2 separate regions of the Homo sapiens genome follow, and region 2 is linked to region 1. Evidence: chromatin loops called from intact Hi-C (ENCODE). Cell type or tissue: B cell. All regions are shown on one strand. Each heading gives the region's core, and the rest is flanking DNA. Links, peaks and the distances in the headings are about the cores only.

Region 1 (10,456 bases), core at 1,766-6,765:
CGACCAGCTCCAGGCTGCCTGGAAGAGACTCCAGCTCTGCTCAGGCACCTCCCTCAGGCCCCTTCCTGCCCGCTCAGCCGCCGCGCTGCATCACCCGAGGCTGTGGGACCCTGAGCCCGCCGGCCAGCGGCCGATGGGGCCGCCCCTGTGGTGGGACCTCTCGCCTGCCCTCGCCATGAGGCTGCACCTCCTTGCCTCTCTGTCGGGCGGTGGACTGGCCTGGCGGGCGGGGGACCGCAGGTGGCTGGCAGGTGAGGGCCAGGTTTGGTGGCCACTCCGTGTGGCCTGGGTGGGTGCCTGTGTCTTGCCTATGGAGTGTGGGACTCATGGCATGTCTGCTGGGGCTGTGGGGGAGAGGATCTGGGGACCCCAGGTCGGGAGAGGCTGGGGAGGTATGGGGGCCAGGTCTGGGACACCCCGCTCCGTGGAGCATGCCTGTGGTCTGGTCACGGCTGCTCCGTACGTGGCCGTGCTGAGGGTGTCATGGGAGCGTTCTGATTCTCCCAGGCTGCCACTGTCAGCAACAGCAAACTGAGGCTGGCCCTGGGTCTGCCAGACCCTGCAGCCCGAGGCCAGGACCACTGGGGTCTCTGGTGTCCCCCCGGGTGTCTGGGCCTGAGGGCTCCTTTCAGGCCACTTTGTTCCAGAAGAAAGACCTGGGCTCTGGGCTCTGGGCAAGGGTGGGAGCGTGGGTGGTTCTCCTCCCTCTCCTTACCTTGAGGCTCTATGGAGGACCCCTTGGGGTCTGCCCCACTCCCATTTTAAAGATGAGGAAACTGAGGCTGGGTTGTGGCAGGGACTTGTGTAGCCGGAGGGGTGCAGTGGACCTGACCCCGTCTTCCTGGGCCCAGCGTTGGGACACTGTGCCAGAGAGCAGCAGGGGGCTTAAGCGGCCAGACTGCTCAGCCTCTGCCTGCCCTGGGCCGCTGCTGTGGCTGCGGTGTCGGGTGGGTGAGAGGGGAGACATAGGGGCAGCCCTTCTCTGCAGGGAGTGAGGGGGCTGAGTCGGAGGGTCCCCACACCCATCCTGCTGGTGGAGGCCAGAGCCGGCTCCCGGCCGCTCCGCCCTGCCCGGCCCTGGCTCATGTCCCGTTTCTTTTTCCTGGCAAGGACGTCTGTTAATTGGCATGCACAGAGTGCCAGGGCCCATGTGGAGAGTGCTCAGGTGCCTTCACAGATGTCCCTAGAAGGATGCGCTCTCGGCGCCCACGGTACAGGAAGACAGGCTCAGTGCCGTGGAGTAACTTTCCCAAGACCACGGGGAGCCTCGGGGAGGGACTCAAACCAGATCGGTCTGGCCAGGGTGCAAGCCTGGACCATCTCGATTTTCCAAGGCCTTTTAAAAGTCCTTTCGCAATTTGTAAATATTTAGCCCAGCCTTCCTCAGCACTGCGTGGGCATTGATGGATGCCAGGCGAGGCTGTGCCGGGCAGTCTCTGGGAGCCACTTGGTTTTGGAGCTGACACCTGAAATAGAACAGTGCACCTGGGGACCACGCAGTCCTTGACCAGGACCACCTGCCTCACAGAGCCGTCCATGAGCGTTCCCCGCATTTTGTGCTGTCAGTAAGCAGCAGGCGTGCGGCGTGCCTGCCTCGCACACTTGTCCCGGCGCCAGCCCTGACTAGCTGGTGACCATGAGCCTGTCCTGGGCATCTCTGGGCTCAGCTTCTCCCCTTTTCCCCAAGCCCGTGCCTCGCTTGGGCTGTCTGGAGTGATCGTGAAGGCCCGTTCCCAGCCTGACTCTGTGAGCCCAAGGTTTTTTGAAAGCCCCAGCCTCTTGCAGCAAAGAACTCTGATTTCTGTTTTGGAGGTGACATTGGGGGGTTTGAATTCAGATCCCTTCGGCAGCTCTTCCTGGAGGGCAGGAAGCGCTTATAGGGCACTTATCGCTGCACCCCATGGTGACCACAGAGAGGCCTCTTCAGCTCTTGGCTTTGGTTTACTCATCTGTAAAGTGGGCGCAGAAGTTTTCCAGGTCAGCTTTCTTGATGTGACAGGAGGTTTGAGTTTGTATTAAGTTACTTTTATGCAGAAAATATCCTAGGCTGTTAGACTGTGCACTTCCGTCAGGGGTCCTAGGCTGTTAGACTGTGCTCTTCGTCAGGGTTGGGGGATGTCTTTGGTGTTCTCAGCTAGAAGCAGTGTGTGTGTGAGTGTGTATGTGCATTTGCGTGCACAGGCACACGTGTTGGGGTCACTACGGGCATCTGGTGCTGGGTCAGGCACTCTGAGCGTCTCCTGAAGCGCACTTACTGTCTCTTCTGGGAATGACTTGGGATGTTGTTCTGCTCTCACGCAGGAGTGGGGCCCAGGGTCTGTTGTATTTTTGGCTGCTGGACTTTGATTTGTGCACCTTTCCCCATGGCCTCCTGGTGACGGTCCTTTCTCCCACGATTACCTCTGTCTGACTGCTTGTCCTCTGGGGAGTCATCTGAGGCATCAGGTTAGTGTTGTGTGTGAAGCTGAGTCAAAGACCCTGAGCAGGAGCCTCTCCTGTGAGTCAGGCGCATGGAAGTTTTAGCTTGTGGAGTTGGTGGCCGCCATTCTGGGCGCATCGGGCTCTCCCGGCCCCTTTCCCTGGTCTTCCTGCACCTGGATGGGGAGGGGAGTCATCCTTCGATGTCCTTCCTCTGCCTCCTCCTCCTTGTGAGCCAGGTGACAGCCGGGTGCCCTGGGGCAGATGCTGAGGGTCTCCAGGTGTCTGGAGGCTGTGAGTTCTCTGGAGGGACAGAGCCCCCTCCCTGCTTGGTGGGGGCTGCTGCTTGACGGACTGGGTGTGGGTCAGAAGCCCTGGAAGACACATTTCTGGCTCCTCTCCTTCGTGCTGGATGCCCCAGAGGGCTGAGACCCGGTGACCTGCCTCCTCCAGGGTGGCCTCAGGCCTGTGTCCACTCACCTCCCTGCCAAGCTCTGGTCCTCCAAGGAGGGGTTTGGTCTCCTGGGTCCTCCTCGGAGAGTCACATCCGCCACCTGGCCGGTCCTGTCGTGGACGCCCTCAGCTCGCTCCCGTCCCCTGCCCCTCTGGATGGCACAGACTGCACGTTGTTGCCATTTCACGGAACCCGTTTTCCCGGATTTGTCAGGAGGGGAGAGAATGGTGGAAATGCAGTTTTGCTGGGTTCCCTGCACACGTGGGCGCTGGCTTTGGTCACCCCCGGGGGGTTGCTCGTGGGATCCAGAGAAGTGGACGTTGGTGAGGCCAAGCAGGCTGGGAAGGGTGCTGGACAGGGACAGCAGAGGCCTGGCCCCAGGGGGTTAGGGGGCCAGGGCTTGGGCGCCTCTGTCCCGGGCTGGGGGCTTTGGACTTTGGGGGTATAATGGGGAGCCCTGGGACAGCAGAGGGCTAGCCCCAGAGGGCTAGCGGGGCCAGGGCTTGGGCATCTCTATCCTAGGCCTGGGGCTTTGGATTTTGGGGGTGTAATAGGGAGCCCTGGGAAGTTCTGATGGTGACAGAGTGGACATTCTGCCAAGTGACCAGTGGAGGGGACAGTGGTGGAGAGGGTGTGCTGAGCTGGCCTTAGCCTGGCCTGGGCAAGGTCTGGACTTGGCCATGTCTGGCTCTGCCTGTACAGAGGGGGCTGGCAGACGTTCCTGCGGGAGGCACTCTGTGGATGGGGTCACCCAGAGTCTGGACAGAGACTCCATAGCTGCAGCTGGCCTCTCCATCCCTCCCCTTCCTTCCGAGGCCCCTGGGGGCTGCCGGCTAGGCTGGGAGTTACCGTGCGTGCTAGCTGCAGCCCCGTCTCAGGTTCTTGGGGCTGGGCACCGAGGAGCAGAGAAGCTGCCTGCCACCTGTTCACCCTCGCATCTGCAGGCCAGCGGCTCGTCCCCTCCTGCTGCCACAGTACCCTGATATGTGCCGATTGGTGGGATTGGGAGGGGACACAGCGAGGCCTTGGGTCAGAGCCTTGATGAGGATGGGGGTGGCCGTCCTGGGGGCAGCAGGCCGGAGCCTGCGCTTGCCTGCATTCCCCGGCAGGATTTTTCTCTCGGCCTCCTGGGTCGGCATCTCCTTGGTGCAGGGTGGAGTCCGCTCCCCAATCCCTGGGCTTAAGGGAAGGGGAGGGGGAGTCTGACACACAGTGGGTAGGGGCCCGGGTGCCCCTAGAAGTGGCCAAGTTCAGACCTAGCCCAGGCCAGGCTAAAGCCAGCTCAGCACACCCTCCTCTCCATTGCCGTCCCTTCCACGGGTCACTTGGCGGGAGGTCCACTCTGTCGCTGCCAGAAGTTCCCAGGGCTCCCCATTACACTCCCAAAGTCCAAAGCCCCCAGTCTGGGACAGTGGGTGGGGGGCCAGGCCCTACACAGCAGGCACGGCAGCCAGGAGGGAGGTTTCTGAGGCTCAGCCTGTGGGGCCTGTGGCGCCTGTGGCCACGGGGTGGTTTGTCTCGCTCAGAGTGGTGATGAGCCTGACCCGGGCCCTCAGCAAGTTTCTGCGGGGCAGGAGGGACGTGCTGAGGCTGAGCTCGGAAGAGGCAACTCTGGGTGCAGTTGAGCCTCTGGGCTGGTGTCGTTGAGCTCCGCCGCAGCCCTGGGAGTGGCAGAGGCAGGGAGGGCGCCCATGTTGGGGTTGTGATGGGGGAAGTCCTGCTCAGCGGGCTGACGTCCCGTTCTTGGTCTGTCTCATGGGTGAGGCCCTGTCCCCCGTCTGCAGATGCCCCGCCAGTCAGGCCCCTGCACATGACAGGCATCCGGCTCAGGTGCGTGGGTGGTAAGCCTCTTCTGTGGGAAGGATGCTGCGTGCTAGGGTGGGCCTGGGCTTATGGCACGGGTGTGGAGGGGATTCTTGGAAAGCCGGCACCAGCTGGAGAGGGTCCCCACTGCCAGCCTTGGGTGCTGAGCAGGTGCTCTGTCCTTCAGGGGTTCCCTGCCTGGACTCTGTCCACCGCGTGGCCCCGGTGGCCATGCCCTGCCTATTCTAAGCACCGGTGCCCCCATCTGCAAATGGTGCTGCTCAGCGGGCCGTGGGAAGACTGGGGATGTCCCCCAGAGAGGCCGGCCCCATGCCAGGCCCCAGGACATGCCTGGGGGAGCATCCTCTGCCCTGATCATTTCAGAGTCCCCGACTGAACCATCGTGTTGGCCTCTGGCATGGAGCTGGCCACGCTCCACCACAGGTGGGACCTGAGGAACTGCAGGGGTGTTCCTGAGCCAGGTGGCCGTGCACATGAAGGTGGAGACGAGAGCCGCCCTGAGGGTGGAAAGCCTGGCCGTTCCACGACAGAGCTGCTGGCAGCGGTGGCAGGGCCTCTGAGCCACCGAGAGCAACATGGCTCAAAATGAAACAAGAATCATTTCTTTTCCTGTTGAAGGGAAACTACCCCCAGGAGCCCACAGGCTGGGGGCCCCCTCGCCACACAGGCGGGCTGTGGGGCAGGCGGGGTTTCTCCAGGAATTCCCCTGCTTCCCACTCACCCTCCTCGAAGGTCTGGCCCTGTGGTGGTGCTAGACACAGTTCAGGGGTACGGCCTGGAAGGGAGGCTGCGCTGCCCAGGAGCCCCTGCCTGGCCCTGGAGAGGTGAGCATTCTGCCAAGTCCCCGAGCTGGTACCCGTCCTCCAAGGTGGGCGTCATTGCTGGAACTCTCAGGGCTCATGGGTGTCTGCTGTGTCTGGCCACCCTGGTGGTCGAGGGGTGGCCAAGGGGTGGACCGAGGCTTCAGAAAGCCAGGCCTCCAGGCGTTGACCCGGCAGCTCTTGTTCCGGGCTTGGAAACATCTCGCCTCCTTGAGCCCTGGTTCCTCCCCTGCAGGACGGGGGCAGGAGGAGCGGCTCCCCCTTGTCACCACACTTCTGTGAGCTCATGTAATGAAATGTTGGCCTGGCGTGCACCTGCAGTTAGGTGTTTGAGCTGTGGTAGCTGCGGCCTACGGCAGCTCTTCTACCACATGATGGAGTCTGTGTGTTTGCAGGGGGCCGTGACAGTCACCTGGCTTGGTGCAGTGTGCAGGGCAAGCCCCGGTGTCAGAGCCTCCATTTTGCAGAGGGGGAGGGTGGGAAGGACGTCACATGCAGGCGATTGGGGCTCCCAGCTTCCTGGTGGCCCCACGCCTTTGGTCACGCCCTTTCCGTGACTCCGCTTCTTTCCACGGGGACTCTGCCAGGACTGGGGCTTGACTCCCGCCCTCCCACCCTCCTAGCCTCTGCCCCAGGCAGCAGATGGGTGGTCTGCTCACGATGCCCCGGGGGGAATGGCCGTACAGGGGCACAGGTCAGCTTACCGAGTGTCTCCGGCCTTGTGGCTGGAAAGCAGCTCTCAGGACTCTCCGGGGCCCCTTGGCATCTTTCTAGGTGGGTGGCCCTGAGCCCACCTCCTCCCTGTACCCCCATGGCAGGAGCTCCTTTTTGGGAACCAGTGGAGCGAGCGTGGCTGGACAGGCCTGGCCCCAGAGCTGCGCGATTTCCATCACGGCTCTCCTCTGGCTTCCTCCTTGGCGCTGGCTGGGCCAAGCCCTCCTGACTTCTGGGTCCCTGGGATGGGTGGGTGACTCCGTCCATGAGGCTACCTGAATTCTCGCTTACCCTAGCCATCTTTAGGCTGGGGGATGTGGGTGCTTCCTGGTAAAATCAGATGCCCTGTAGCTCTCCTAAAAGGGCCAGCCTCAGATTTGCGGTCCCTGGTCCTGGCCCCTGGGTTCAGGACTTCATTTTGGCCGTGCGGGTTGCACCTTGGGGATGGGCGTCCCTTGAGGTTTGTGCCAGTCGTGGGAGTGGAGGAGTAGCGGCTGCGTTGGGAACCCGTCCCTGGGCAGGCACTCTGGGATGGGGCTCCGAGTCCCACAGTCACTGGCCGGTCATTGCCAGCCCCTCAGCCCTCTAGGGACAGACCCTGCCTGCTCGTCCCTGTTAGGGGCCAGTTCTGCAGGTGGTTACTTGGCTTCTTCTTAAAAAAAAAAAACCCATCCTGCCCTGGGAAACCCGGGAATCATGGGGAAGCGGGAAATGACAGTAGGGAATTGACATTTCCTGAGCCAGCGTCTGGGGCATCGGACCAAGTGCAGGGCGAGCTGGGCAGGGAGGGGTGCAGCCGGCTCTGCCGTCAGCCTAAAGCCATGAGCGACCTGGGCGCTCTTCTCCCTGTAGCACTGGGGCACACACAGGGTGGTGAAGGGGGCATGACACAACCAGGAGGCTGGGTCACAGAGGACCAGGGGTCTGTCAAGAGTTTGGCCTGCACCTCCCAGCTGCCTGGCCCAGGTGTGCCCCTCCTGTCCACATCTGCCTCTAAGCTGTGAAGAATTTGGGAGTGGATGCTGCTCTGGGGCTGTTTCCTCTTCTGAACCATGGTGGTTCAGGCAGCCTGGTCCCAGGTTAAGTGTGCCCCTTAGCGCCTGGGGCATCCCTGGACAGTGGCCGCCATGGGCATCTGGCAGCCCTGCCAGCGTGGTGGGTGATCATAGCAACGGCTGCAAGACTCGGGGAAGGTGGTGCGTGCATATCTGGTTGAATGTAGCTGGGCCTGGTGTGAGGCCTGTGGCCGCAGCTCCCATGGTGGGCTTCTCAGGGGAGTAGGCATGACAGGGTGGGGTTCCTGCAAAAACCCTAGCCCTCATGCCCCAGTTAGTGAGTGTCTTCACCTCTCAGCTCTGTCTTGAATGCTTCCTGGGTGCAGGCACTGACTGCTCATGGGGAGCCCCCTCCTGAGCACCCTCTTCCTCCTGTGTGTGCTTCCCACTTCCCTCACTGTGGCTGGGCTGCAGCTGTACCTGCCACCACTGGGTCTAACCCCAGCGCCCCTGGGCTGTATGAGTGGGCTGTGCAAGGGTGGCCATCAGCCTCGGCACCACTTCCTATTCTTCCTTCTGCCGCTGGCCAGTCCTCAACTTGCTCAGTATGGCCAAGAGGACCCAAAACACCATCCCCTTGCTATTTATGACAAAACTTGTCAACCTCTCTGTCTAGGCTTCAGCCTGCCATCTGCACAGTGGAGCAGGGCAAGGGGTTGCTCAGCTGGTAGTGATGGTGACGGTGGTGGTGGTGGTGATGATGATGTAATGATGGTGTTGATGATGTTGGTGATGGTGGTGATCATGGTGGTGATGATGACTGATGATGTGTGATGTTAATGGTGAGTGATGGTGATCATAGTGATGGTGGTGGTGATGACGGTGGTGATGATGACGGTGATGTTGATGGCAGTGACAGTGCAGATGTGTCATTGCACGCTCGCTGGATGCCTTCACAGACATTGCTTTAAGCTGAGTTTTATAATCAAGAGTGGTTTTCCTGCCGAGGCCCTTTGGGTGTTGATGGAGCCTGTCTCCATGAAGGGCCACTGCCTGTGCCCTGGGAGTTTGAGGTCAGTCAAGACTGAAGGGTGTTTGGTTGGTGTCTCCTGACTGAGGCTTGGAGAAGGTCAAGGTGTGTGGGTCACTCTTCCTCATTCTCATGCCCTGGCAGCTCGCGGAGGTCTCTGGGGGAGGCCCGGGCAGGGTCTCATAGGTCTGGGTTGCAGATCTACCCCTGCCTTTGGATCCCCTGCGGACTGAGCTGCCTGGCCAGCTGCACTTGCACGCTACGTGCCTCAGGGGCCAGAGGCCTCAGGCAGCACCCCTGGTCCCCTCATCTTGACATCACGCCCCCTCACTACCCTGCGTCTCCCAGTCTCCCCTTGTGCCAGCCCCTGATCTTGCACTGGGGAAACTGGACAAGGTCCCCACCATGGGGGCCTCTTGGGCTGGGAGGGCAGAGGTGTGAGAGGCAATGTCAGGGGGCCCCATGGAGCTCAAGGAGGGAGAGGCCAGTGTTTGGCTCCTCCTGGGTGAGCGGATAGGGAGTCAAGACCCTGCTTTCTCTGCATTTGTGCAGGGGTGGTGATAATAAAAGTGGGTTTGGCATTCAGAGTCCTTGAGGGTCTCTTGGTCACGTGGAACCTGGGGGACCAAACTCACAGAGGCAGAGGCCGGACAGGAGTCCAGAGCCTGACCGACCTGGCCTGGCTGGGCTCTGTCCTGAGGCTGGGACACCGTGGGCTCTCAGGGAAGCATCAGTCCCCTCTCAGTCCTGGCAGGAGCCTGTCTGTGCTGGCTCTGCAACCCCGGTCACTCCGAACTCCCACATGTCCATGGGGCTGGCAGGACTGTGGCGTTGTGTCTGGTGCAGACCCAGATTTCTGTCCCTCCCTTGGCGGAGTCCCGCCTGGCCTCACCGTGGCTTCCTGTGTCCACCGCTGCTTCCTTCTCACCCTTTCCCTCCTGGCCCACTGGCCGGCCATGGGGGGCTGATCATGGAAGGGCCCGTCTCACTGGGCCCTTGGGGCATCTCTGCATGTGTCACGGAAGGTTGGGTAGGGCAGGGCTAGGGAGCAGGCTGGTCAGGGCTCTGTGTGGGGCCGGCAGTCCTTAGGGCCACTTCCTGGGGGTTTTGTGAGCAGTTGCGGGCTGCAGTGAAGGAGATGGACACCTTGGTGTGCCAGGCCCCATCCTCCTTTCTCCTCCAGAGTCTGGGTGGTTCTGGGGCACCCCTGGCTCAGAGCAGGGGCCTGAGTGTCCATGTTCCCGCAGGTGGGTGACTTCATAGGCCTGGCCGAGGTGGGGGGCTGGACCTCCCCATGGGGCCCCTTGGCATTGCCTTCAGGGAGCTCCATCATCCGACCCTGCTTTGGGGCCCTCAGGCTCCTGTGGAGGCAGGCCTGGGTCTCTCCTAACTATTCAGGAGGGCCAATCTGGCCTGTCCTCAGATGGGGCTGAGATTTAGGGCCAGGGTGTTGGTTGGGGAAAGGGCAGGGTAACCTCAGAAGAGCTGAAATTCCAGCCTGGGCCACCTGAGCTGTAAGCTGACACTTGGCCTGGAGGCCGCTAGCGGGCCATGCTCCTGGGGCTGGAGGTGACAGGCCCGAGTCTTTGCCTGCCCCTGCGGGGAGGCGGGAAACAGATGTGCAGCAGGTACGGAGAGCCCACCCCGCCGAGGGCCCGTAGGGCCCATCTTCAACAACCTCTGCTGTTGGCATGCCCATTTTACAGAAGGGGAGACTGAGGCTCATCTAGGCTAAGGGGTTGCCTAGGGTCTCTCCGTCAGGGAGTGGTGGGTCTTGTGGGCCCAAGGGTGAGCAGAAGCCCATTCTCACCATGGCCGGCATCTCCTGGGTTGGGCATGGCTGCCCGCCCCACCCTAGTTCCTCAGGGCCCCTCACCCTCTGGGGCTTGTGGCCACTTCCTTCCTCTTCCTCCTACACTAACCACCTTCAGCTTCCCCCAAACCTTGACGCGCCGTGGTCCCTGCCACGTCCTCATCCCTGTCCCCGCCAGCGCTGCCCTTCTCCCTCCCCTGGGAGGCCAGGGGAAGCAGTACTTCCGGAGGTGGGGGCTGGAGGTGGGTGATCCAGGAAGCTCTGAGGGCCTGCTAGCTGCTTGCAACGGGGTTTCAGTTCCGGGCGGGGGGGTCCCCAGGCAGGTGGCATAGGGTTGCAGGGACGTTGCAGGGACCGGGAGCAGGCAGGCTCAGGACCAGCTCTCAT
Region 2 (10,456 bases), core at 2,820-7,819, 120 kb before region 1:
GGGAAACCTGATGCGGGCGGGGAGGGGAAGAGAGCGGGAAGGAGAGGAGGAGGAGGCCTGTGGTCTGCAAGGGGGGTTCGGGGCTCGTGGTTTTGCTGTCAATTATTTGGAGTGTTTCTTCCACCTAATCAGCTGGAGTGTTTCCATGAGGAAAGCACTGAAGTTCCTTCTTGATGAAGATGCTTCAGAGACCCTGGTCTGCCTGGCTGGGGCCCAGGAACGGCCGAGGGACCAGATCTTTACTCGAGTGTTCTCTGAGTTTCATGTGGCCATGATTGCGTTCAGCGGCCCCTCTCCCTCCACTTCTGGATGAAAAGAGGGAGGGTTTCCGTGTCAGCTGGGTCCGGCGGCCCTGGGGCTCCCGTCTCCCATCCTGCCCTCCTGTCCCCCACGGTGGCCTCCTTGGACTCAGGAGAAGGGCAGCCTCTGCGGGTCTCTCCCTGCCTCTGAGCTCAGAGTCCTGCAGACGCAGCTGGTACCTGGAGACTCAGGGAGATGGCCCGAAAATTCAAAGCCCACACCCGGCTCCACCATCACCTGGTGAGGCCACGTGGCCAGGCTGGGCCTCAGTCTCCTCATCTCTGAAATGGGGATGGTGGAGTGTTCCTGGCAGTTTTCCAAGTGAGCAGAGCTAACCCAGGAGCTGAAGGCAGTGACAGCAAAGGTTCACCCACACAGCCCCTGGCTCGTGGGATCTGCAGAATGGCGGCGGGGGTCACTGCGCCCCCTCTTGGCTTTCTGCATTTCTCTGGCCACAGGAGAGGTCAGCTAGAGGTGCTGGGAGTTGATGCCCCTGAATGGCCCTCCAGCCAGGGAGATGACAGGCAGGTGTCCCTCCCGGGGACAATTCCAGGGTGTGCTCTGCCGTCTCACAGAGGCCTGCGGTACGGAGCCACCTTGCCCGCAGCAGATACCCCCCCCACCCCATGAAGGCCCGTTCCTGTCCCTGTCCCTCCCAAGCTGCTCCTCACGGCACTTCTGGGGGTCTCCACCTGCACCTGCATCCTTGTCCCGGGGGCTGCTTTCAGGGGAAGCCCGGCTAGGAAAGGTGCTTGCTGGTTCATCACCCTGACCCTCAGAGAGTGGAGGAGACAGGACAGTGGCCAGGGCCCAGCCCCAAGAGTGCTGACTCCGGTGGGTGCAGGCAGAGTGGGGCGTCAGCTCTGTGGGCAGACTTCTTGGCGGAGTTCCCTTTTGAGAAACTGGGAATGGTGGGTGGAGGAGGGAGTTAGGTGAGGCTCCAAGCTCCTGCGGCCCCCACTGCGTTCCCACCCCGAGACAGCTGGGGAACTAGGATGGTTTTTTACCCCCTGCCCCTAGACTGGGCAAGCCGAGACCCTTGTGGCCAGAGGGACTGTGACGGCTTGGCTGACACCTCACAGATTCCAGGTCGGCTCCTCTGAATGGTCTTATTTGTTCAAGTTAATGTCGTGTCATTAGCAGTTGGAAGCCTCACAGGAGATTAAACATTAAATGGTGTGTGCTTGGAAATGTGGTCTCGTGCCCAGGGCCAAGGGTCAAGGTTGTGGCCCTTGGTCTTCGTTTAGAGGTTCTCTAACAGGCAGGTTTTCTAAGTGGCCATTACTGAAAAGTGATGAACCAGGAGCTCTACCTCCCAGGGTGCCCCCTAGAGATGAGCCAGTTCCTTGAAGAAACTCCCAAATGCCCCCACTGGGCTGAGAATCGCTGGGGTGGGGGCTGGTTGTGCAGGGCAGGGCCAGGGGCTTTCCAAAGACTTGTCAGTTTCCTACGGCTGAGTCTGGCAAGTCTCCTACCCAGGAAGGGGTAGGTCAGTCCCCATCCAGATGTGGGGATCCTGTGGCCTGGGGCTGGGGACAGCAAGAGGGCACCTTCACCATGGGCTAGGATTCATCCTCAAAGAAGGTGCCAGGTGTCACATGCAGATCCACAGAAGAGAGGGAAGGCAGCTCACCAGGCCAGAAGGACAGACGGCCAGGGCCCAGAATCCCTGGTGGGTGGGTCACCAAAGGGAGCTCTGACCATTCCCCCTCCTTCCCTCCCTACCTTCATTTCTTCCTTCTGCAAACACTTCTTAAAAGCATCAGCTCTTGCATTGGGTCTGTGTGGGGATGCTGATGTGAACAGGATAGGACAGGCCCCCTGCCCCTCCAGGGAGCCCCCAGTCTAGAGGAAACAGACAAAGAAGGCTGTTGAGGTACAGTGTGTTAAGTGCTTCTCAGGGACACACAGAAAGCATTAGCTTTGGGCTGCATCTTGAGGACAGGTGGGATTTGGATATTTAGACTGGAGGGAAGGATGTTACTTCTAGAACATGCAAAAGTAAGGGGATAGGAAGCAGCAGGGAAGGCGGGCAAGGGGCTCAGCAGGAAGACCTTCATGAGATGGTGCAGGGATAGTGCACTGCACAACCTCGGCGCACAGTCCTGTTGGCTAAGTGCCATCCACACAGAATGCCTGTACCCGATGTTTCACAAGCATCTGTTTATGTGTCTGTGTCTGTCTTAAGGGCAGACACCAGGTTGGTGCATCTGGACCCTCTGGGACTAAACAGTAAGACACATGATAGTTGCTAAGTGAATTCTGAATAGGCAAATGGATGAATAGATGGATGGATAGATGAATGGAAGGGTAGATAAATAGATACCTGGGTGGGTGGGTGTTAGGATAATTGGATGGATGGATGGATGGATGAATAGATGGATGAATGGAAGGGTAGATAAATGGATAACTGGGTGGGTGGCTTTAGGATGGTTGGATGGATGGATGAATAGATGGATGGATAGACGAATGGAAGGGTAGGTAAATGGATACCTGGGTGAGTGGGTGTTTGGATGGTTGGATGGATGGATGGATGGATGGATGGATAGATGGATGGAAAGGATGAACGTGTAGATAGATGGATGGGTGGATTGATGAATGAAGGGTAGGTAGATATATAAATGGGTGGGTGGTAGGATGGGTGGATGATGGATAGAAAAGTAGATGGATAGATGGATGGGTAGGTAGATAGATGGGTGGCTTGATGGATGAATGGTAAAGTAGATGGCTAGATAGATGGGTGGATGGATGGTTGGTAGGGTAGATATACAAATGGGTGGATGGATGGTAGGGTAGATACATAAATGGATGGGTGGATGGATGAATGGATGGATCCCTTTCATCTACCATTTCAGTCTAGATTAGAAACTGCAGGCTTCCATAGAGAGCTGTAAAGACATACTGCTTGAGCCCCCTCTGTGGGGTGGGAATGGACTGCTTGGTTTGTTAGCAAATGTTCTCTTGACTTTAAGTGCAGTCCCCTGAGGCCGGGTCTCCAGCTACTGAGGAGGGTGATGCTTGCAGGTCCCCCTGCTCCCCTTCATGGCGGAAGTGGAGCCCTCTTCCTGGGGTGCAGTTGCTGAAATCAGGTGGAGGTGGGCTCTTGGGGGTGAGGGTTCTCCTCAGAGTAGTTCAGCAGAAGGTGTACTCCCCATACCCACTCTCCACCCACCACAGTCTGACCGGAGGCTTGGCAAATGGGATCGTAATCCCCAAGCCTTCGGGACCTGAGGGTTCCCTGAGTACCTGCCCATCAGTACTTAGAGAAGCATCCATGCTCTTGTCAGTGGAACCCTCTGGAGAGTCAGGACAGGGCAGCCTTCAGGAAGTGGAGAGCCCAGCCCCAAGCTTCCCTCCCAGAAGGAGAAGAGCTTGCAGCCAGAAGAGGGAGCCAGCAGGTGTGTGGGCCGGCATGGCTGGAGGGGCGCAGGGCTCCGTCTTCACAGAGGAATCCCCGGCCCGGCCCAGGGGGGTTGCTCCTCCTCACCGGCTGTCTTCAGAACCCCTGGTTCTCTTCTCTCACACATGTGCCAGGCTGTGGACAAATTCGGGCTCATGTCCACATCTGTTGGCTGGACATGGTGTCAGCAGGCAAGGCCTGGGGTCGCTGAGGGGGCTGCAGAGTGGCCAGGAAGGTAAGACTTTGGTTGCTTTGGAAGAACAGGATGGTGTGCTTGTTAGTGGGGCCCCAGCTGTCTTCCTAGGTGGCATAGAAGTGACTGTGGCCTAAAATAGGAACAGTTTCTGGAATGAGCAGGGAGGAGGTCGGAAGGGCAGGGAGCAAAGGCTCCTGCTGCTCTGGGTCTAAACCCTGTGCTTGTTGCTGTCCAGCCGGCGAGGCCTCCTACCCGCCAGGATGGAGGGTTCAGGGCCGGAGCTGCAGCCAGCAGCACGCTACAGGCACAAGCACCTCACCACGTGAGGGCTAAAGTCGCCCGCTTACCCTGACCTTGGCAACCGATTGTCATGCATGTCTGCCTCATGGGACTGCTGCTCTCCAAGTGTCACTCTTATCAGGAGCCAGTGCTGGAGCACACAAGGAAGGGCCTGTCATTGTGAAAGGCACCAGTGTCCCCACCAAGCAGATCCTGGTGGGCAGTCTGTCCCTGCCACGGCCCAGCTCTGAGTCTTGGGCTGGGTCATGCTTCTGCTTCCTCGCCTGGACGCTGGGACAGTGGGGCTTCCTTCTGCAGGTCATGGAAGGATCCAGGAGAGAGTGCTGTGGGCGCCTGTGAATGAGAAGGCCCAGGACACGGAGGCGGCCATCAGACTGTTCGTAAATAAATGGAAACCCGATCTCCAAAGCTAACCTCGCTTCTTACAGTGTCTAAACCTCACAAACATCCTGCCGTTTGAGTCTGCAATGAGCTGCCAACACGAGCCCCTGGTGTTGCTCACCACAAGTGAACCTGAGCAGTGCCCCATGGGCTGGTTTCAGGAGCTCAGCTGCAGCCCGAGGGCCCAGGGTCACCTGCATCCTCTGCGGTTTGCGTTGGTCTGGGAGCTGGCGGGGCCGGAGGGGAAAGCCCAGGGGTATGGGGAAGTGGCTGCAGCCCTCGACCGCTCCTCCGAGTCATGTCTCAGTGCAATCAGACCTGGGCCTGGGAGCTTAGCTCCAACACGATTTACAATTCAATTGTGAAATGGGATAAAAATTAGACATCCCCCTTCGGGCATCTCAATTTTCTTTGTTAAAGCTCCGGTTCCTCCTAGTAAATTTATCTATTTCTAGATGAGCTTGTATGTTGTGTTGACAGGCAAAGGGCTGGGTTATGGGAGGGTGGTCTGCTGACTGCTTCCTTCTTCAGTCTGGGAGAGGCTGCAGTGAGGACCCAGGGCCACAGCAGTCACATTCACTTGCCACGTGGGCTGTGACCTGAGTGGTGGAGCTGAACAGTGAGGAGGCGGTCCTGGTGGGAATCTCAGCTTCCCCGTTCACAAGCTGTGTGACCCTAGGCGGGTTACCAACATCTCTCCTTCTATGTGAATTGGGAATTTATAATGCAGGTGCCAGGCTGGGGGCCAGGGGACAGTGCCTGAGACGGACCCCGAGAGCAGGATTCAAGACTGTGTGTGTGTGTGTGTGTTTAGGTCACCACTGTGGGCTACCAGAGCTCAAGGCCACCTGCGACCATGTGAACTAGTGCAGAATTTGCACCACAGTGTTACCCAATGAGGGGTGAGAGCTGGGATAAGTGTCCACCCTTGCCCTGGGAGTGACAAGGCAATGGTGGGTGGAAAGGGTGTGGGTGGCGTACTGGGGTGCCATCGCTGCAAAACAAATTCCCACCAGCTTAGGGCTTCCAGCAGCTCATGGCTGAGCACGGCCCTGTGGGTCGCAGTCTGGCACATTTTGTCTGGATACTCTGCTCAGGGTCTCACAGGCTGAAATAAAGGTGTATCCTGGGCTATGTTCTCACCTGGAGCTCGATTGGGGAAGAGCTGTGTTCAGGTGTGTCCTGGGCTGTGTTCTCACCTGGAGCCCTGACTGGGGAAGAGCTGAGTTCAGGCTGCCCTGTGGGACTGGCAGAGTTGTTTCCTTGCATCTGCATGTCTGAGGTCCCTTTGTTCGCTGGCTGTCTGCTGAGGACTGCTCCCAGCAACTCCAGCACCCCCAGCTCCTTGCCTATGGTCCTCTCCAAAACAGGGCATTTTGCTCCCTCAGGCCAGCAGGAGAGGTCTGCCATTGTCTAAGACACTCTGACATCCTTTGCCTCTGACCTCCAGACCCAGATTTAAAGGGCTCATCTCCCCTTTGATTATCTCAAAATTTTAATTAGAAGCCTAATTACATCTGCAAAGTCCCTCAAGTGTGGGAGGAACAAGCAAGTGTGATGGGACGCACCCTTCATGGAGTATCTTCACGGAGTGCCTTCATCCTTCACCCTTCACGGAGTGCCTTCATCCTTCACCCTTCACGAAGTGTCTTCACCCTTTACCCTTCATGGAGTGTCTTCACGGAGTCCTTCCTATCACACTCACTTGCTCCTCCCACACTTGAGGGGGTCCTGCTGGCATCTAGAATCCTGCCCACCACCGCGGGCACCAACCTTGTTTGTTCACATGGTGACCAAACAGCAAGTTCCTGGCCACCAAGATCTCGCTGTCCAGTTGTAGAGACAAACAGAAGGTATGCACAGATGAGATTCTACGAGGCCTAAGCCTAAGTGGCTGTGAAGGTGAAGAGCAGAGGTCCCGAGACAGGATGATGCAGCATGGTTAGGGTCAGCATCTCTGGGAGAGTAACTTTTTTTTTTTTTTGAGATGGAGTCTCGCTCTGTCGCCCAGGCTGGAGTGCCGTGGCGCGATCTCGGCTCACTGCAACCTCCGCCTCCAAGGTTCAAGCAATTCTCCTGCCTCAGCCTCCTGAGTAGCTGGGGTTACAGGCACACACCACCATGCCCAGCTAATTGTTGTATTTTTAAGTAGAGACGGGATTTCACCATGTTGGCCAGGCTGGTCTCCAACTCCTGACCTCAAGTGATCCGCCCGCCTCGGCCTCCCAAAGTGCTGGGATTACAGGTGTGAGCCACCATGCCCAGCTAAGAGTAACATTGAAACTTAGTCCTGGAGGATGGGAAGGTGCTGGAGTGCGGGTGAGGGAGGGGAGTGTTCCAAGTGATGAGAGCACCAAACAGCCTGTGCAAAGGCCCCAAGGCAGCGAGAGCCGTGTGCATCTGAGGAACAGAGGGAAGGTCAAGTGTGGCTGAAAGGGGTGAGCTGGGGGCAGGGGAGGGGATGGGAGCCTCCAGGGACTGGCAGAAGCAGCCATGCAGGACCCTCAGGGCCAACAGTGAGTGGGGGAGGGAATACCCACCAGCTTTATCTTGAAAGAACTGAATTAAGGGCCAGCCATGGTGGCTCACGCCTATAATCTCAGCACTTTGGGAGGGCAAGACAGGCAGATCGCTTGAGCCCGGGAGTTTGAGACCAGCCTGGGTAACATGGTGAGACCCCGTCTTTACAAAAAATAATTTAAAAAATCAGCCAGGCGTGGTGGAGCACCCCTGTAGTCCCAACTACTCGAGAGCCTGAAGTGAGAGAAACACCTGAGCCCGGGAGGTTGAGGCTGCCATGAGCTGTGATCACACCACTCCACTCCAGCCTGGGCAACACGGCAAGACTCGGTCTCAAAAAGAAATGGAATGAAATTCTATGAGCACATGACTCGGTCTCAAAAAGAAATGGAATGAAATTCCATAAGCACATCAGGTGCCAGCATACAGGCTGGCACTCCACAGGTGCTTGATGAGGACAGAATTTTGAAGTGACCCCCATCCTGTGTGACCTTCTCCCCTAGGTGTGGGTAAATCCTGTGACTTGCTTCCAGCTAGTAGAAAATGGCAGAGGTGAAGGGATTGTGCAGATAAATCCCCTACTCTGCAGGATTTAAGTTAATCAGAAGGGAGATGATGCTGGGTGGGCCTGGCTTAATCAGGGGAGCACCTTAGAAGCGAGCCCAGAGGCAGAGGTTTGCGGGAGCAGATTCCCTCCCCGACCTCCCTGCTGCTTTGAAGACGGAAGCGTCTATGAATTCTACAGCCCCAAGGAAACGTGTTCTGCCAACCCCTTGAGGGACCGTGGAAAGGAGTGCTGGCCTATTTGAACTGCCACTGAGATTTCAGCCCCGTGAGACCCTGAGCAGGGCACGCGGCTCAGTCTTGCTTGGACTTCCGACCTACAGCAATGGTGAGGTCAGAAATGCATGTTCCAAGCTGCTGAGTGTGTGGTAGAACAGCAACAGAAAACAGATACAAAGCGTAAGCATTCTTGCTCTTCCAACCGCTGCCTCTCTGGGGAGTGCACACTGCACCCAAGCAGAAGGAGGCGGTTCCTGCTGCTGCCTGGGACCGCCTCACCCCTGTCATCCAGCAGGTATCCATGCATTAATTATTGCAATTAAGTTATGCATGCCGGCAACCCGCTGTTCATGTTCAAACCCCTGCCCGTGGACCAGAGACGCATGTTCTGCTGTGTCCACTCCACACTCCCACCGTGGCCGTGTCTCTCAGCGGTGCCTCCTGCAGAGCTGGAGTGCACTTCAGCATCCTCTTCAACACCAGGCTCTGGGCAGCGGCACTGGCTCTTCAGAGCTGCTGGAAGATGGCCCTGGTCTGTACCCCTGACCAAGACCAAGCAAAGCACTGCATCCGGCACTGTGAAGCAGCCAGAAATGAGGGGACAAGGTCCTGGGGCCAGCGGGCGGCCCCAGGAAGGGCAGGTGCTATGCTCTGGCCCTAAAGGAGGGATGGGGGTTTTGAGAAGTGCAGAACATAAGGGGGGAAGGGGACTTCCGGGAGAGGAGCACCTGCACCCGAAGCCAAGGGGTGGAGCTACGAAAGGGGCCCTTCCCAGGTGGGCTGTGAGGTGAGTGGCAGGCACGTTCTCATTTGCTCCCGGTCCTCACAGGTGCAGAATCCTGAAGCCGTTTACAGACGAAGAGCTGAACCCAGCCTGCCTCGGTGACTCGCTCAAGGCCACTCAGCTGCTCAGCTGTAAATCTGGTGTCGAATCTAAGTCCATCTGACTCTTCAATCTGTGCAGAGAACTGGGGTACCCCAGCCTCCCAGGGCCCTGCCCCAGGCTGGTACAGAGTCTGTGACCAAGCCCAGCTGCTCGTTTCCCCCCGCAGGGCCCAGGTCATCGCAGTCCCTGCCAGCTGCTCGAAGTCCTCTGTACGTCCCTGTGCCAAACACTCCCCAGCCCTGGCCACTGCGGCCGTCTCCTGCCTGCCACTGCCCAGACCCTGACTGCCCAGGCCCTGACTGCCTGCTGTCCTGACTGCCACAACCTCCTCCGGGAATTCTTTGCCTCCCCCCTCCAGCTCTGGCAGGGAGGCCGGCCCTGGGGGGGGGTCCTGTCCAACTATGGGCCCCTGTGTGCAGGCATCTGTAGAGGGGCATTCACCCCCACTCTGCATGGGAGGGCTGGAGGGATGCCCTGAGCCTGCTCAGCCCCGGGCTCTGCCCGGAATGGGTGATGGGACAAAGGCATCCGGGAGGCTGGGTCATCTCCTGAGCTCCTGGACAGTGGCAGACATACCTGCGCCACTGCCTGCCAGGGGCCTCCAGCCAGAAAGAAGCAGCGATGGCCCCACACTCTTCATGCAGCCCCCACACAGCACCTGGGCACAGCCTTGGAAACCTCGCCCGGCCTGCAGGCCCCCAGGAAGCCTGAGCTTTGGTGTGATCCAGCCTTGCCCCAGACAGGAGCGTCCTGACCCTGACTCCCTGTGGCTCTGGGACAGAGGCTATCTGCCTTCCTCACCACAGCCCCGCGGGCCAGGGTCCCTGTTCCTGCTGGCTGTGCACTTGGGGCCTGGTGGCTTTGCCGGCACTCTGGGCATCCTGCTCTCAGGGTGGTCTGGAGCGAGTCCCGCCCTGATGCTGAGTTACATTTTGTTCTATTTCATTCACTCACTCGCGCACCCCCTGGCCCCTTCATTTGCTCATTCTCTCCTTGGACCATGCAGTACCAGGTTCAGGCCCCCACTCACTGCAGGCTGTAGGGGCTGCGTGACGTCTCCAGAGCTCCCTCCACCCAGGCCTGGCACACAGAGATGTCGCTGCCCAGAGGACAGAGCCCCAGTTCCTCCTCTGCCCACCCTGACCACTCTGTGCTCTGCCCCTTTGGAAGGGACCGGCTCTCTTCATCCACCTGCCTGCTTTTCCTCTCTTCCTCCTCCTCCTCCTCCTTCTTGTCATCTGCATAGCTCCTCCCATCCTTGGTGTCTCTTTTTGGATGCAACTTCTTCCAGGTAGCCCTGCCTGATCCCTTCAGTCTGGATTAGGCGCTCAACATGTGCGCTCTGAGCTCGGCCCAGCCCAGGCCCAGCCACACATCAAAGCTACCTATTGGTAGACCTGCCTTCCCCCAAACCCCCCAGGACCAAAGTCCTCAGGGCCCAGGACCCAATCAGTCACCACTGCTTCCCTTGAGCCCAGCGCAGGCCTTCACCAAATACTCAAGGGAAAATGAATGAATGAGGGAATGAAAAAAGCTGCCCAGGAGTGGACAAGAGCTTCCTTTTGGATGCCATGGGCCAGAAGGGGCTGCCCGGATGCACCTGAGGCCCATGAGCTAGGGAGGGAAGAAGGCTACTCGGAGGAACAGGGTGATGCCCAAGCCTCCCTGCTGGGGAGGGCGAGGGCACTCA

What was found. A loop is a pair of places that touch in the nucleus more often than their neighbours do. Peaks named below come from ENCODE experiments on the same cell type or tissue, not always from the same donor. Only the 100,000 strongest peaks of a DNase experiment are listed, where the experiment ranks them.
Region 2: a loop joins it to region 1, with 4 times the contacts of the local background. A loop is called at or near these places in 1 of 110 quality-filtered maps.

Annotation. Positions count from the first base shown.
Region 1 is chr9:134,386,140-134,396,595 of GRCh38, forward strand. The region is part of intron 1 of RXRA (retinoid X receptor alpha); the gene reads left to right. Among named protein-coding and RNA genes, the nearest start is that of MIR4669, 12 kb to the left of the region's middle. RefSeq lists enhancers at 4,124-4,173, 4,534-4,623, 5,004-5,103, 5,154-5,643, 5,684-5,893 and 2 more and a silencer at 6,844-7,138. In B cell, for the core only: no CTCF peak of the experiment used is centred there; DNase peaks (open chromatin) are centred at 4,652, 4,992, 5,322 and 5,882; H3K4me3 peaks cover 1,104 bases; H3K27ac peaks cover 2,792 bases.
Region 2 is chr9:134,263,813-134,274,268 of GRCh38, forward strand. LOC124902299 (a long non-coding RNA gene) reads left to right here and starts at 3,852. Exons shown (of 2, transcript XR_007061836.1): 1 at 3,852-3,935; 2 at 4,494-4,609. RefSeq lists enhancers at 3,582-4,214, 10,121-10,456. In B cell, for the core only: no CTCF peak of the experiment used is centred there; a DNase peak (open chromatin) is centred at 4,759; H3K4me3 peaks cover 637 bases; H3K27ac peaks cover 263 bases.